Regions from separate parts of the Homo sapiens genome. Here region 2 is linked to region 1. A link is an interaction called in ENCODE POLR2A ChIA-PET data of the cell type or tissue named here. Cell type or tissue: PC-9. All regions are shown on one strand.

Region 1 (8,000 bases):
CGGTTCAAGCCGTCAGGAAGATAGCTAATTCACCCCTCCTCTGCCCTCATGCTATTATACTACCCTCAACGGACCCTCAATGGATCAGATCATATCCACCCACGTTAGGGAGGGCCGTCTGCTTTACTAACTTTACAGTTCAAACGTAAACTGTTTCTCTTCTGGAAACACCCCCACAGACACAGCCAGGAATCCTGTTTAACCAGGTACCTGAGCATCCTGTGATCCAGTCAAGCTGACAAACATGAACTATCACAGAGGTAATACAGTAGTCCCCCCTTATCCATGGAGAATGGATTCCAAGACACCCCTCATCCCACCGTGGATGCCTGAGACCACGGAGAGTACCGACCCCTACAGACACTATGTTTTTTCCTGTACAGTAATGGGTGGGTAGCATCCACTGTGTGGATCTGCTGGACAAAGGGATAATTCACAGCCTGAGCAGGGTGATGTAGGATGGCTTGAGATTCTATCATGCCACTCAGAACAAGACACAATGTTAAACTTATGAATTGTTTATTTCTGGATTTTTTCATTTGATATTTTCATTCTGTGGTTGACCATGAGTAACTAAAACTGGGAAAAGTGAAACCCGTAGACAAGGGAGGACATTGCTAACTGGTTCAGCAGCCTTCAGGCGTCTCTTCTAGTAAGGTCACTAATCCCATCATGAGGGCCTTATCCTCAAGACTCCCTCTAACCCTAATTACCTCTAAAAGGCCCCATCGCCAAATACCGTTGCCCTGGGGGTTAGGACATCAGCATATGAATTGGGGAAGGCCCGAACACTCCACCGATAACAGTAACATGGTTTACATACAAAAATCAATTATATTTCTATGTAATGGTAATGAACAATTCGAATCTAATTTTTAAAGTACCATTTACAAGTACAAAAACGCTTAGGTATAAATCTAATAAAATATGGTTAGTATGTATATTCTGAAAACCCAAAACAATGATGAAAGAAATTAACTAAGACCTAAAAATGTGGATAAATACACCATATTCTTGGATTGGAAGACAATATTGTTAAGATGTCAATTCTCTACAAATTGATCTGTAGAGTCAAGTTGTTCATAATAGATATCTCAGGGCATTTTTTTGTAGATATCAACAATCTGATTTCAAGATTAATATTTTTAAAAATGCACTAGAAAAACCAAAAGATTTTTGAAAGAAAGGAACAAAGTTGGAGCACTCACACTATCTGATTTCAAGTCTTACTATAAAACTACAATAATCAAGAAGGTGCAGTATTGGCAAAAGAATACATATATAGATCAATGGAATAGAGCAGAGTCTAGAAATAGATCCACACAAGTGTAGTCAACTGATTTGTGAAAGGGGTGCAAAGGCAATTCAATGGAGAATTGTCTTTTCAACAAATGGTGCTGGAAAATTGGACATCACATGCAAAAAGAAGAAAGAGGAGAACAGCCTCTATTCTACTTTATACTTTGTACAAAATTTAATTCAAAATGGACCATAGAACTAAATAGAAAACCTAAAATTATAAAACTTCTAGAATCAAATATCCTAAAAAGTCTTTGTGACCCTGGGTTGTGCTTCTGAGATATAAGAGCAAAAGCATCAAGGATGATACATTGGCTTTATTAAAACTAAAGTATTTTTCTTGTCAAAAGACACTGTTAAGAGATGGAAAAGACAAGTCACAGGCTGAAAAAAAAATTTTCAAAACATGTATACAACAAGGAACTTGTATCTAGGATACCTAAAGAACCCTCAAATCTGAACAATAATAAAAACAAACAACCCAATTAAAAATAAACAAAAGATTTGAATAGACACTTTATCAAAGAAGTAGAGTAATTTTTACTGTTTGTAAATTTTTTAGTTTAAAAATTTAAGAGATATAGTTAAACCATAACTTGAATAACATGTTATAGTTAAGAATGAATGTACTACCAAATAAGAAAGGATGAAATCATTGCATTAAGAATCCAACTCAAAAAAAATTTTTAAACCACTAAATTATGCCCAAGAAAAGTAGAGAGAAAAGAGAAAGAGAAAAAAATAATGAAAGAAAACATAAATACACAATATAGATTAAGAAAGCCATGAATTGTTCCTTTTTTTTTTTTTTTTTTTTTTTTTTTTTGAGACAGAGTCTCTTCTGTCACCCAGGCTGGAGTGCAGTGGTGCAATCTCAGCTTACTGCAACTTGACCTTCCAGACTCAGGTAATCCTCTGGCCTCAGCCTCCCGAGTGGCTGGGACTCTAGGTGCACACCACCACACCCAGCTAATTTTTTTTCTTTTTGTATTATTTGTAGAGATGGGGTTTCACCATGTTGCCCAGGACTCCAGGTGCACACCACCACTCCCAGCTAATTTTTTTTTTTTGGTATTATTTGTAGAGATGGGGTTTCACCATGTTGCCCAAGCTGGTTTCAAACTCTTGGGCTCAAGCGATTCACACCCCTTCAGCCTCCCAAAGTGCTGGGATTCTAGACTGAGCCACCATGCCCAGCCATAAGTTGGTACTTTAAAACAAACAATAAAATGGAATATTCCCTGAGGAGAATGACTGGTCAAAGAGCAACTTAAATGCACAAATAAGCAATGCCAGAAATGAAATAGAGGGATGTGCTATAGATGTGGTAGCATTACAAATAACAGTTAAAAAAAGCTTATGAACTAGTCTTACCGCAATAAACTAAAAAATATTGATCAAATGGACAATTTTTTTAGAAGCCTGACACTAGATTAAATTAAAAGTCTGAACCATCCTATTACCATGAAAAAAAAAATCAAAAACTTTTCCACCTAGAAAACTCTAGGTCCTAATATCTTCAACAGTGACAATGACCAAACACTAAAGAAAGAAACAATGCTAATAGTTCATAACTCTATAGAGAATAAGAAAGAAAAACCTCTCTATTTTACCTGGATACCAAAACCTGAAAAGGACATTACAGGAAAGAAAAATTATAGGCTAATCTCATGCACGAACATAGATGCAAAACTCCTAAGCAAAATGTTAACACGAAATCCAGCTTGGTCAGGTGCTGTGGCTCACACCTGTAATCCTAGCACTTTGGGAGGCTGAGGCTGGTGGATTGCCTGAGCTCAGGAGTTTGTGAACACCCTGGGCAAGATAGTGAAACCTCATTTCTACTAAAATACAAAAAAATTACCTGGGTGTGGTAGTGGGCACCTGTAGTTCTAGCTCCTTGGGAGGCTGAGGCAAGAGAATTGCTTGAGTCTGGGAGGCAGAGGTTGCAGTGCGTGCCATTGCACTCCAGCCTGGGCAACAGAGCAAGACTCTTCTCAAAAAAAAAAAAAGGAAAAGAAAGATATCCAGCTTTATAGTAAATGGGCATACAACACAACTAGGATGGTTTTATTCCCATAATACAAATGTAATTTAGCACTCAAAAATCAAAGTAATTCACCATATTGACAGGATAAAGGAGAATGTTTGCATGTGATAAATCATTGGCTTTAGAATTTTATTGTGTGCACCTATCTATATATGTGTTATATTTCACACTTTTAAAATATTAATATAATAAAGGCATTTAAGGCAGACTAGGCTACCCTGAAATTCACATGCTTTTTATAATTAGACATTCTGAACAATGTATTAGGTTGGTGCAAAAGTAATTGCGGTTTTTGCCATTACTTTTAATACAATTTGTAAAACTTAATTGTGTGGCTGAGCTTGCAAGGAAGAGAAATCGTGAGGTTCTAGAAAGAGTAGAAACTGAGAACATAGTAGAAGCACCCGATGCGGATTTTGGAGCAGCCACCCCAGGGGTTGGGAGTTGCAGAGCCAGGACAAGTGACAAGGGCTTGAGTGTTACTGCCTGTGTGTGGGATAGTGTGTGTGGGAGATTAAGAGCTGAACTTTAGACATTTTAAGCCACAGATGCATGTGAGACATTGAAGTCAAGCAGTGAGTTTGTTGTTAAACATCTGAAGTGCAAGGAAAAAAAATATATATATATGTAAGCTTGGGAATCTGGCCCACTGGTTGGGTTTAAAAACTGTCTTCAGGGGATCTTGAATTCCTGTGGCACTCTGTGCTTTCCTCTATGGTTGCACTCTCCCTATGAATTTTCTTTTTGTATACTGTCTTTCTAGACTTAAAGCAGGGACTGTTTCTGGATCCTTGTTTTGGAGGCCAAGAAAAACAAATGAAATAAAAAAAAAAACAACTCCATCAACATGATTATTGAACTCCTGGTGATTTTGTCAAGCAGCAGGAAGCCAAGCACGGATTTAGTCAGGTAACAGACATGCTGGAAAAGCAAGTGAGCCTGGAAAGGAGGACAGAATGTACTGGAAAAGGGAGAGATGGGCTTCCAAGGAGCCACCTCGAAGCTACAGAGGCAGGAGTGGACATTGAGAACAGAGAGCCTCCAGAGAAGAGCAGGTTGGTGTTCTTGGGTCCAAGACCATTCTCCTCCTTTCAGGGTCTGACATGTGGTTCTCAGGAAGTATAGTGTGGTTGAAGGATTGGTTAGGAAAGTCCCTCCACGTCCTACCACCTCCACCCTGGCACTGTGTGCCCGTGGGGCTATGATGGGAACAACCCACACCCTAAAATAGGATCCAAATTCCTTCCTCTTTTGTCATCAAAGCTGCATCTACTTTGCTCAAGCAAGTCAGGGAATCTCTGTGTCTTGAGTCCATAAATCTGCTTTCAAATTCCTCCAGCCACCTCTCCCTGGGTCTGTGAAAGGTCATTCAGAGTCTCTCCTTTGAGAGGGGAGAAACCACCCAGCAGATGAAAGGAACATCACTATATTCAAAGCTCGTGTGCATGCCAGGTGCTTGCTGCAAGAGCTGTTCCTGACTCACCTTGCTTTCTGAATGGCATTTCACTTCTTTGCCAATTCCTTGGAATCCCTCAATTGCCACACCTGGCAAATAAAAAATCAAAGTAATTCACCATAATATGCATCTGCAGGTGGGGCAGTGAGTAGAAGGTCGGGGGAGGAAGAGTGTGGTGGGCACAAGGTTTATAGTCCAGGGGGTGCTTGTTGACTGACTGGTCTTGATCCTCATAGAGGCCAAGGCTCTACCAGAAACTGAGGTCCTAACCTGAAAGGAGAATCAGGAAGATCAGTGAGCTACATGCTGCTTTTAAATAGCCTGAATATAGCTGGAGGAGGAATGGTTATAATGTTTCCTAAAATGAAAGAAAGGTGGGTGCCAAATAATTGTACAGAGAATACGCTGCAGACTATAGCATGAAGACAACCTCAGCATAGGGGAAAAAAAGACCGGGAGGAAATTGACCAAGATATTGTAACTGTAATAGGTTCATCGCCCCATGTGCAGCAAGTCAATATGCTGAGACACTGGGTTGCAGCAGAGAAAGAGGTTTCATCCTGGGGCTGCTGAACAAGGAGATGGGAGGAAACCTCACATGTATCATTCCAAGGAGTTTGGGGCTAGGGATTTTAAAGGTTTTGGAGTGGGCTGAAGTGTGGAGATCGTCGACTGGTCAAACGGTGCAGGGTGAAGTCATGGGACAGGGAGTTGAAGAAATTGCATTCTCATGCTGATTTGGTTCCACCGTGGGGGTTTTCAGACTGGTTGTCCTCAGCTGTTCTGCTGGAATTCAGAATCTGAAAAACAACCTAAGCAATTCTTAAAAGCTTTATGATTATAACATTGGAGAGCCTACCTATAAGAACAATGAGGATGCAAATGGTCGGTGTCTAGTGCTACACGACTTTCCATTACAAGGAACTGAGCCAAAGCACAGCCTGATTCATGCTTCATTATAATTCTATTCCTGTCCAAAATGCTTGTTAACCCCGTGAGGACTGCTTCAGTATCACACTGTATTTTACAAATAATCTATATAATGTGCATGCCTATCCTATTTTCTAAATAAGTCTCAAATGTGTATGCCTATGCTATGTATACACTGAAAAATACCAACACACTTTCTGGAAAGAATAATACAGATTTTTAAAAATGTTCATTTTTGTGGGTACATAGTAGGTGTACATATTCCTGGGGTACCTGAGATGTTTTGATACAGGCATGCAACGTGTAATAATCACATCATGGAGAATGGGGTATCCATCTCCTCAAGCATTTATCCTTTGTGTTACAAACAATCCAACTGTCTTGTTTTAATTACTTTTAAATGTCCAGTTAAATTATTACTGACTTTAGCCCCCCATTGTGCTATCAAATACTAGGTCTTATTCATTCTTTCATTTTTTCGGTACCTATTAACCATCCCTACTTCCCCACCAACCCCCTGGGTTACTTTCTTATCTTGTACCCTAATTTGGCTGACTGAGCTGGCCCCTTTTAAACAACGGTAACAGCAACAGCAACTACTTCTTCATGAATTCAGTGTTTACCTATGTTGGGCATGATGTTCACTGAGTAACTACTGTGGAGGCTGCTGGTGACCTGGGTGGGAGCTGTCTCCCAAAAAGGGGGTAGAAGCCTGACTGCATTGGGCTGTTGAGTGAGAAGGGGCAAAGGAATGAAGCACGTGAGAGCAAACGTGTTCAAGATGTTTGGTTGTATGGGGGCTGTCATCGAAGTGGCTGTTAGGATGTTGTATTAGTTTGCTAGGGCTGCCATAGGAAAATACCACACACTAGGTGGCTTAAACAACAGAAATGTATTTTCTCACAGCTCTGGAGGCTGGAAGTCCAAGATCAACGTGTTGGCAGGTTTGGTTTCCTCTGCAGTCTCTCTCCATAGCCTGTGGATGGCCACCTTCTCGCTACATCTTCATCAAGCTTTCCTCTGTGCATCCACATCCTTGCTTTCTTTCTGTGTGCCCAAATTCTTCCTCTCATAAAGACGTCATCTAAATTGAAGTTGGGCCCACCTAATAGACTTATTTTAACTCAGTCACCTTGTTTAAAAGACCCTATCTTCAAATTCAGTCACATTCTGAGGTACTAGGGTTTAGGGATTTAGTATATGAACTTTGGGAGGAAGGAATGGGTGCAATCCAACCTGTAGGTCCAGAACTTTTCTTTTCTTTTAATATGCAAGTGCCAAGCATTTTTATATGTAGTGGAAGAGAGCTTAGAGAAAGAGAGGTCACTTAATAGAGGAAAAGCCCTGAGGCTGGGGCAGGGATGGGAAGGAGAACCCAGGGGAAAGGGAGCCCTGGGCAGGAGGAGGGAGGCATCTGCCGCAGTAACCAAGGGTGGAGGCAGTCGCTTTCTCTGCAATATTGAGGGTGCAGACACAGTCGGTTTATCTGCAATGCTGGGGTGCAGGAGCAGTCGGTTTCTCTGCAGTGCTGGGGCTGCAGGTGCAGTTGGTTTCTTTGCAATGCTGAGGGTACGGGCACTGTCAGTTTCTCTGCAGTGCTAGGGGTGCAGGCGCAGCAGGTTTCTCTGCAGTGCTGGGGGTGCAGACTGCATTTGGTTTCTCTGCAGCTCTGGGGGTGCAGGAGCAGTCGGTTTCTCTGCAGTGCTGGGGGTGTAGATTGCATTTGGTTTCTCTGCAGCTCTGGGGGTGCAGGAGTAGTTGGTTTCTCTGCAGTGCTGGGGGTGTAGATTGCGGTTTGTTTCTCTAACATGCTGGGGGTGCAGGCACAGTCGGTTTCTCTGCAGTGCTGGGGCTGCAGGTGCAGTTGGTTTCTCTGCAATGCTGAGGGTACAGGCACTGTCAGTTTCTCTGCAGTGCTGGGGGTGCAGGCGCAGCCGGTTTCTCTGCAGTGCTGGGGGTGCAGATTGCATTTGGTTTCTCTGCAGCTCTGGGGGTGCAGGAGCAGTCGGTTTCTCTGCAGTGCTGAGGGTACAGGCGCTGTCAGTTTCTCTGCAGTGCTGGGGGTGTAGATTGCAGTCGGTTTCTCTGTAGCTCTGGGGGTGCAGGAGCAGTCAGTTTCTCTGCAGTGCTGGGGGTGTAGATTGCAGTTGGTTTCTCTGCAGTGTTGGGGGTGCAGGTGCTGTCAGTTTCTCTGAAGTGCTGGGGGTGTAGATTGCAGTTGGTTTCTCTGCAGTGTTGGGGGTGCAGGTGCTGTCAGTTTCTCTG
Region 2 (8,000 bases), 490 kb after region 1:
CCATGTCACCTCAAAATGTCAAGAAGATACTAGCTGCAGCTATCAAGGCGGCATGCCAGCCCAGCCGCCAGAAAGGAAAGGAGAAAAGAGAAAGGGCAACCTTCCTCCTTTTAAGGATATTTCTGGAAAATAGCACATAATTCTTTAAGTTGTATTCCATTGTCCAGAGTTTAGTTACACAAATAGTTATAAAGGAGGCTGAGAAATGTTCTTTTTCTTCTGTACAGACATATGCCCAGCTAAAAAATACGCAGTCTATTATTCAAGAGAAAAGGTAGAATGGATATCAAAGGACAAATTAGCAGGATTTCCACTGGTAGGTTAAAGATCAGCATATAACTTTTAAATCTCCCAAAACTTTACTAATAGCCTACTCTTGGCTTTACCAATAACACAACCAATCAGTTAGGCACGTATTTTGTATATGTGTTATATATATTCTTACAATAAAGTAAGCTAGAGAAAAGAAAATATTAAGGAAACCAGCCTGGGCGTGGTGGCTCACACCTGTAATCCCAGCATTTTGGGAGGCCAAGGCAGGTAGATTGCTTGAGGTCAGGAGTTTGAGACCAGCCTGGCCAGCATGTTGAAACCCTGTCTCTACTAAAAATACAAAAAATTAGCTGGGCGTGGTGTTGCACATCTGTAGTCCTAGTTACTCAGGAGGCTAAGGCAGGAGAATCACTAGAACCCAGGAGGCAGAGGTTGCAGTGAGCTGAGATTGCGCCACTGCACTCCAGCCTGGGAGACAGAGTGAGACTCTGTCTCAAAAGAAAAAAAAGTAAACCATCAGGAGGAAAAAATATATTTACTATTCATTAAGTGGAAGTGGATCATCATAAAGGTCTTCATCCTCATCCTTATGTTGAGTAGGCTGAGGAGGAGGAAGAGGCAGGGTTGGTCTTGCTGTCTCAGGGGTGGCAGAGATGGAAGAAATTTTGCATATACATGAACCCACACAGTTTAAACTTGGATTGCTGAGGGTTAATTGTATAGAATAAAAAGCAGCAGCACACATTATCCCTTTTTACAATTTGTTTAGTTGCTTGCTTATACTTACCTATCCAAATCAGAAGGGAGTGGAAATTTTGGCCTATATAGTATTTTGATTCTCTTGGAACTATTTTAAAAGCTTTAGTTGAATGTTATTTATTCTAATATAATGAGTTCTAGAGGTAATAACTGTTTTGTCACAGTTTTAGTTCACACTAAGTTGTATTAAAAAGCATTATAATTTCCTTCCTTCCTTCTTCCCTCCCTCCCTCCCTTCCTTCCTTCCTTCCTTTCTCTGTTACCAAGGCTGGAGTACAGTGGCATGATCTCAGCTCATTGTATCGTCTGCCTCCCAGATTCAAGTCATTCTCCTGCCTCAGCCTCCCAAGTAGCTGGGATTACAGGCGTGCACCACCATGCCCAGTTAATCTTTGTATTTTTAGTAGAGACAGGGTTTCACCATGTTGGCAAGGCTGGTCTCAAACTCCTGACCTCAGGTAAACCTCCCACCTCAGCCTCCCAAAGTGCTGGGATTAGAGGCGTGAACCACTGCACCTGGCCTAAAAAGCAGTATAATTTCTTATGTGTTCTCGACTATTCTTAAAATAGCCAGTTAACTATATATATAGATTAGCAGATTAAAGCTTCCAGAAAAGATTTCCATGACACATAGAAAAGATATTTAAGGCTGGGTGCAGTGGCTCACGCCTGTAATCCCAGAGCTTTGGGAGGCTATGATGGGAGGATTGCTTGAGGCCAGGAGTTCAAGACCAGCCTGGGCAACATGGTGAAACCCCATCTCTACCAAAAATACAAAAATTAACTGGGCGTGGTGTGGCACATTTGTAGTCCTAACTACTGGGGAGGCTGAGGCAAGAGGTTCACTTGAGCTCAGAAATTGAGGCTGCGGTGAGCCAAGATCGTGCCACTGCAGTCTAGCCTGGGCAACAGAGCAAGGCCTCAACTCTTAAAAAAGAAAAAGAAATAAAAAAGGTATTTAAATCCTGCTGGCCGACCGTGGTGGCCGATGCCTGTAATCCCAGCACTTTGGGAGGCTGAGGCAGGCAGAACACATGGGGTCAGGAGTTTGAGACCAGACTAGCCAACATGGTGAAACCCCATCTCTACTAAAAATACAAAAATTAGCCGGGCGTGGTGGTGTGTGCCTGTAGCGCCAGCTGCTCGGGAGGCTGAGGTGAGAGAATTGCTTGAACCCGAAAGGTGGAGGCTGCAGTGACGTGAGCTGAGCTGAGAGTGCACCACTGTATTCTAGCCTGGGCCACTGAAGGAGACTCTGTCTCAAAAAAAAAAAAAAAAAAAAAAAAAAAAAAAAAAAAAAAAGGAGCCTTCATGTGTAGAGATTGAAGCTTTATTATTTTCTAGTTGTACCTTTTCAATCAAGCCATTTAAACTTTCTGAGTTTCAGTTTATTCATCTTAAGGACACATGGCTAATGCCTACCTCAAAAATTAGTTTCAGGATTCAATGAAAAAAACATGAAAAAGCCTGTACTGTGCCTAAAACTCAGTAGAGTTATTTTCATTTGAATATGGTAATTAGGGTCAGTAGATGTTATTTGCATTTGAATACAGTAATTATTATCTTTAATATCTTCTACCTTCATCTGTACTTGTTTTTGATACCTCTGAGCCCAAAGTTACCTAACCATTTAGTGAACAAAATGGTTCTCTAACTCTCACTCTCACTAACGTTGTCAACCAGTGGAACCTTTTTAATTTTTATTATTTGATCCCACGAGGGGAAGTGGGTAGCAGGAGGCTAAGTAGTTCAGTTGACAAGGGACAGAGTTAACCAGTGACGGGAGAAATTGAGAAGTACAGAGAAGGCATAGCACCCAAATGCGAGTGGCAAAAGTAGGATTTGAACTCACATTCTGACTCTAGAGCCCACACTCTTAGTCACTAGGTTTTATTGCCCGTTTTAACCGAGGAGGCAGTGCTTTGGCCACAGTAGGAGAGATTTGTACTAGGAGAGTTTGAGAGAGTGAAATAGGATGATCCAGGTTCCACAGGAACACTCACCTAGGAATTTATTCAGGAAGCTGTTATTATTTATGTTATTTTTATTTATTTATTTTTGAGGTGGAGCCTCGCTCTGTCTCCCAGGCTGGAGTGCAATGGCACGATCTTGGCTCACCACAACTTCCGCCTCCCATGTTCAAGGGATTCTCTTGCCTCAGCTTCCCACATAGCTGGGACTATAGGCACATGCCACCATGCCCGGCTAATTTTTGTATTTTTAGTTGAGATGAGGTTTTACCATGTTGGCCAGGCTGTTCTCGAACTCCTGACCTTGTGATCCACCCACCTTGGCCTCCCAAAGTGCTGGGATTACAGGCGTGAGCCACCGCACCTGGTCTATTATTTATGTTGAAGTAGACTTTGGGTGCTTTGTACCAGGTAGCTTGGATTTTCTCCTGCCAGTGCCTCCTTGTCTTTATTTTTGAATGGTAATCTGTTAGGGTCATAGTGTTACTGGAAAGGGGTTAGGATCCAGACCCCAAGGGAGGGTTCTTGGATCTCGCGCCAAGGCGAGTCCATAGAGTAAAGTGAAAGCAAATTAGGCCAAATGCGGTGTCTCACACCTGTAATCCCAGCACTTTGGGTGGCCAACCCGGGTGGGTCACCTGAAGTCAGGAGTTCAAGACCAGCCTGGCCAATGTGGTGAAACTCCATCTCTACCAAAAATACAAAAATTAGCCTGGCATGGTGGTGGGCCCCTGTAACCCCAGCTACTCAGGAGGCTGAGGCAGGAGAATTGCTTAAACCTGGGAGGCAGAGGTTGCAGTGAGTCGAGATTGCATCATTGCACTCCAGCCTGGGCGACAAGAGCGAGACTTCATCTCAAAAAAAAAAAAAAAAAGCAAGTTTATTAGGAAAGTAAAGGAATAAAGAATGGCTACTCCATAGAGCAGCTGGTTGCCCATTTTTATGGTTATTTCTTGATTATATGCTAAACAAGAGGTGGATGCCTTCCCTTTTTAGACCATATAGGGTAACTTCCTGATGTTACCGTGGCATTTGTAAACTGTCATGGCGCTGGTGGGAGTGTAGCAGTGAGGACAACCAGAGGTCACTCTCGTGGCCATCTTGGTTCTGGCGGGTTTTGGCCGGCTTCTTTACTGCAAGCTGTTGTATCAGCAAGATCTTTATGACCTGTATCTTGTGCTGACCTGTCTCATCCTGTGACTTAGAATGCCTTCAACATCTGGGAATGCAGCTCAGTAGGTTTCAGCCTTATTTTACCCAGCTCCTATTTAAGATGGAGTTGCTCTGGTTCAAACACCTCTGACAATAGAATTCTATTGCAGAGTTGAATTGCATGGAGAGGATTAAAAATATTCAGTTTCTCATTCTTTGTAAGATTAATACTTGCAAATCAAGCATTAGTCAGTTAACTAAATGCTTACTATTAGCCATTTTATTTTTATTTAGATATACTAAGAACTGCCTTTTTATTCCTAAAATCTTGAATTTTCTAAACTTGCTTTTGATAGTTAAACTATAGTTTTACTAATTTAACCTTAAACTATCTCTAAGAGTTGAACTTTCTATTCAAGGAAAGATACCTTTCAGAAGCATTCAATGTCTGCTTTTCATAAGATTGACTTGATTAGATGTTAGAAAAAAAGATAAGAGTGCTAAGTACAGTTTCATCTTACCTTTTAAGGAAATGTGTGTGATTTATAATTTGTAAAAGAGACAGTGATTTATGTTAAAATATTGATTCTCTCCCAAGCTGCTGTTCTTGAGCAGTTCATTTAATCCTTCTCAGCTTCACTGTTTCTTGTTTTTAGAAAGGACTGTTGCAGTATTAAATGAGATGATTTATTTAAAGGTAACCGTCACTCAAAAGGCAACATTTGTTATTAGAAATTTGGGTTTAGAATTGCCCATAAGAGATTTTGGATTAATCTTAAATATTTGTTTCCTTGCTTGATTTCCTCCTCTGCTGTTGCTTTTGCCTTTCTGTTTTGCTTGCTTTTTATCTCAATTCCTTTCCCTCTCGTTTATCTTTTATCTTGTGAGAAAAGCAATTGTTCACTGATTTGCAAGATCCTGTCCAGGACCTGACTATCAGCTGCTTTCAGAGTCTAAAGATGAGACAAAAATGAAAACAGACTGGCTGCAATGTCTGATATAATTCCTTTTCGATGTCATCATCTCAGCCCTGCCTGAAAAAAAAATCCAAGAAGATATGAAAGCCCAAGGAGTAAAGCATTAAACCATGCAAAAATACCAACACCGGAGAGAAAACAAGTATCTATGACTCTGTGGGAAGGGTGTGAATGACAGGTGTTGTCAGCTTATTTTGACAGCCTTTGGTAGCTTTTCTGCATCTTTATTAAACTCATCTTAGCTACCAGTTTTTCAGGACTTAATCTTTTTTTTGTCAGTTTCTTTAGGTGTATGGGATAGATGCTTTCTTTCATTCGGTGGCTTTTCTTTAGAATACACATGGGGTCTCCTTCACTCTCAGTTGTTTCGGCAAATGCAGAGCTTGATCACAACGTTAGCCGTAAATACCTTTTCAAGGGTCGACTTATTTTAAAAAATAGACTCTTATGTTGTTTATTTTATTACGGTAAAAAATATATAAAATTTATCATCTTAACCATTTTAAGTGTACAGTTTAGTAGTGTTAAATATATTTAGATTGTTGTAAACTAGTTCTCCAAAACTTTATCTTCCCAAACTGAAATTCTTTTTTTAATGTATTTTTTTAATTATTATTATACTTTAAGTTCTAGGGTACATGTGCACAACGTGCAGGTTTGTTACATGTGTATACGTGTGCCATGTTGGTGTGCTGCACCCGTTAACTTGTCACTTACATTAGGTATGTCTCCTAATGCTATCCCTCCCCGCTCCCACCACCCCACGACAGGCCCCCGTGTGTGATGTTCCCCACCCTGTGTCCAAGTGTTCTCATTGTTCAATTCCCACCTATGAGTGAGAACATGCAATGCCCAAACTGAAATTCTATACCTATTAAAAAATAACTTCCTGCTTTTAAAAAAAAGTTTTATAAGAACTCCTTTTCCCCCATCCCTAGTACCTGGCAACCACCATTACAGTTTCTGTTTCTATGAATTTGACTACTTTAGATGTTTTGTGTAAGTGGAATCATATTGCATTGTGACTTTTTGTGACTGCCTTATTTCACATAGCATAATTTTCTCAAAGTTCATTCATGTTGTAGTATGTGACAGGGTTTTCTTCCTTTTGAAGGCTGCGTAGTATTCCATTGTCTGTGTAGACCACTTTGTGTTTTTTTCTATTCATCTGATGGTTGACCTTTGAGTTGCTTCCACCTCTTGACTATTGTGAATAGTGCTGCTATGAACATGAGTGTGCAAATATTTCTTCAAGACTTTGCTTTCAATTATTTTAGAGATATACCCAGAAGTAGAATTACTGGATCATATGATATTTCTAATTTTTTTAAGGTATGTCCATACTCTTCCATAGGGGTTATATACCATTTTACAATCCTACCAACGATGCATAAACGTTCCAGTTTTTTCAAATCCTTGTCTACACTTATTATTTGCTGGTTTTTTGGTAGTAGCTACACTAGTGGGAGTGAGGTGATACCTCATTGTGATTTTGATTTGCATTTTTCTCGTTGATGAAGCTTCTTTTCACATGCTTATTGGCTATTTGTATACCATGTTTGGAGAAATGTCTGTTTATGTCCTTTGCCCGTTTTTAAATCAGATTATTTGATTTATATTTGGTTGTTTTAGGAGTTCTTTATATATTCTAGATATTATATACCCTTATCAGATAAATAATTTGCAAATATATTCTCCCATTCTGTGGGTTGCCATTTTACTGTTTTGATTGTGTACTTTGTTTTGTTTGTTTGAGACACAGCCTCCCTCTGTCGCTCAGGCTGGAGTGCAGTGGTGTGATCTCAGCTCATTGCAACCTCCACCTCCTGGGTTCAAGTGATTCTCGTGCCTCAGCCGCCTGAGTAGCTGGGACTAGAGGTGCATGCCACCACACCTGGCTAATTTTGGTATTTTTAGTAGAGATGGGGTTTCACCATGTTGGCCGGACTGGTCTCGAACTCCTGACCTCAAGTGATCCGCCCGCCTCGGCCTCCCAAAGTGCTGGGATTACAGACATGAGCCACCGTGCCCGGCCCTTGATTGTGTACTTTGAACAAATGTTTTAAGTTGTGAAATTTTGATGTGTACCATTTGTCTATTTGGTTTTTTGTATTTTTTTTTTTGTTTTTTGTTTTTTGTAATCTGTGCTCTTGGTATCATATCCAAGAAACCATTGCCAAATCCAAAGTTATGAAGCTTGTCATCTATTTTTTCTTCTACAAATTTTATAGTTTGGAGTAATAGACATTTTTTCTCTCTTTATTTGACTTTAATTTTTAGAGCAGTATTAGGTTCAATGAAAAAATAAGCAGAAAGTAGAGTTCCCAATACCTCCCCCACCGACACACGGGCAACCTCTCCCACTATCAATATCCTGCACCTGAGTACATCTGTTATATTCGACAAACCTACATTGACACGTCATTATCACCGAGAGTCCATAATTTGCATTAGAATTCACTCTTGGTATATGTTCTGTACATTTTGACAAATTATAATGACATGTATCTTACCACACAGTATTATACAGAGCAGTTTTACTGCCATGAAAATCCTTTGTGCTCTTCTATTCTTCCCAGGCTGGAGTGCAGTGGTGCGATGACAGCTCACTGCAGCCTCAAATGCCTGGGCTCAAGTGATCCTCCCACCTCTGCCTCCCAAGTAGCTAGGATTGCAGGCATGTGCCACAAGCCTGGCTAATTTTTAAAAATTTTTTGTAAAGATGACCTCTTCATCTATTGCCCAGGCTGGTCTCAAACTCCTAACCTCACACTAACGCCTGCTTTGGCCTCCCAAAGCTCTGGGATTATAGGTGTGAGCCACCACACCTGGCCACTCAAGAGGTTAACTTTTAATCCAGAAATTTTGA

What was found. ChIA-PET counts read pairs that join two places held together with the same protein. Peaks named below come from ENCODE experiments on the same cell type or tissue, not always from the same donor. Only the 100,000 strongest peaks of a DNase experiment are listed, where the experiment ranks them.
Region 2: POLR2A ChIA-PET joins it to region 1 with 5 read pairs; 1 of 35 experiments calls an interaction of 5 or more read pairs at or near these places.

Annotation. Positions count from the first base shown.
Region 1 is chr1:61,476,835-61,484,834 of GRCh38, forward strand. No RefSeq gene overlaps it. Among named protein-coding and RNA genes, the nearest start is that of NFIA-AS1, 230 kb to the left of the region's middle. RefSeq lists enhancers at 470-984, 4,267-5,466. In PC-9, no CTCF peak of the experiment used is centred here; a DNase peak (open chromatin) is centred at 4,717; H3K27ac peaks cover 3,284 bases.
Region 2 is chr1:61,962,828-61,970,827 of GRCh38, forward strand. The region is part of intron 27 of PATJ (PATJ crumbs cell polarity complex component); the gene reads left to right. Among named protein-coding and RNA genes, the nearest start is that of MIR3116-1, 110 kb to the right of the region's middle. In PC-9, no CTCF peak of the experiment used is centred here; no DNase peak of the experiment used is centred here; H3K27ac peaks cover 1,015 bases.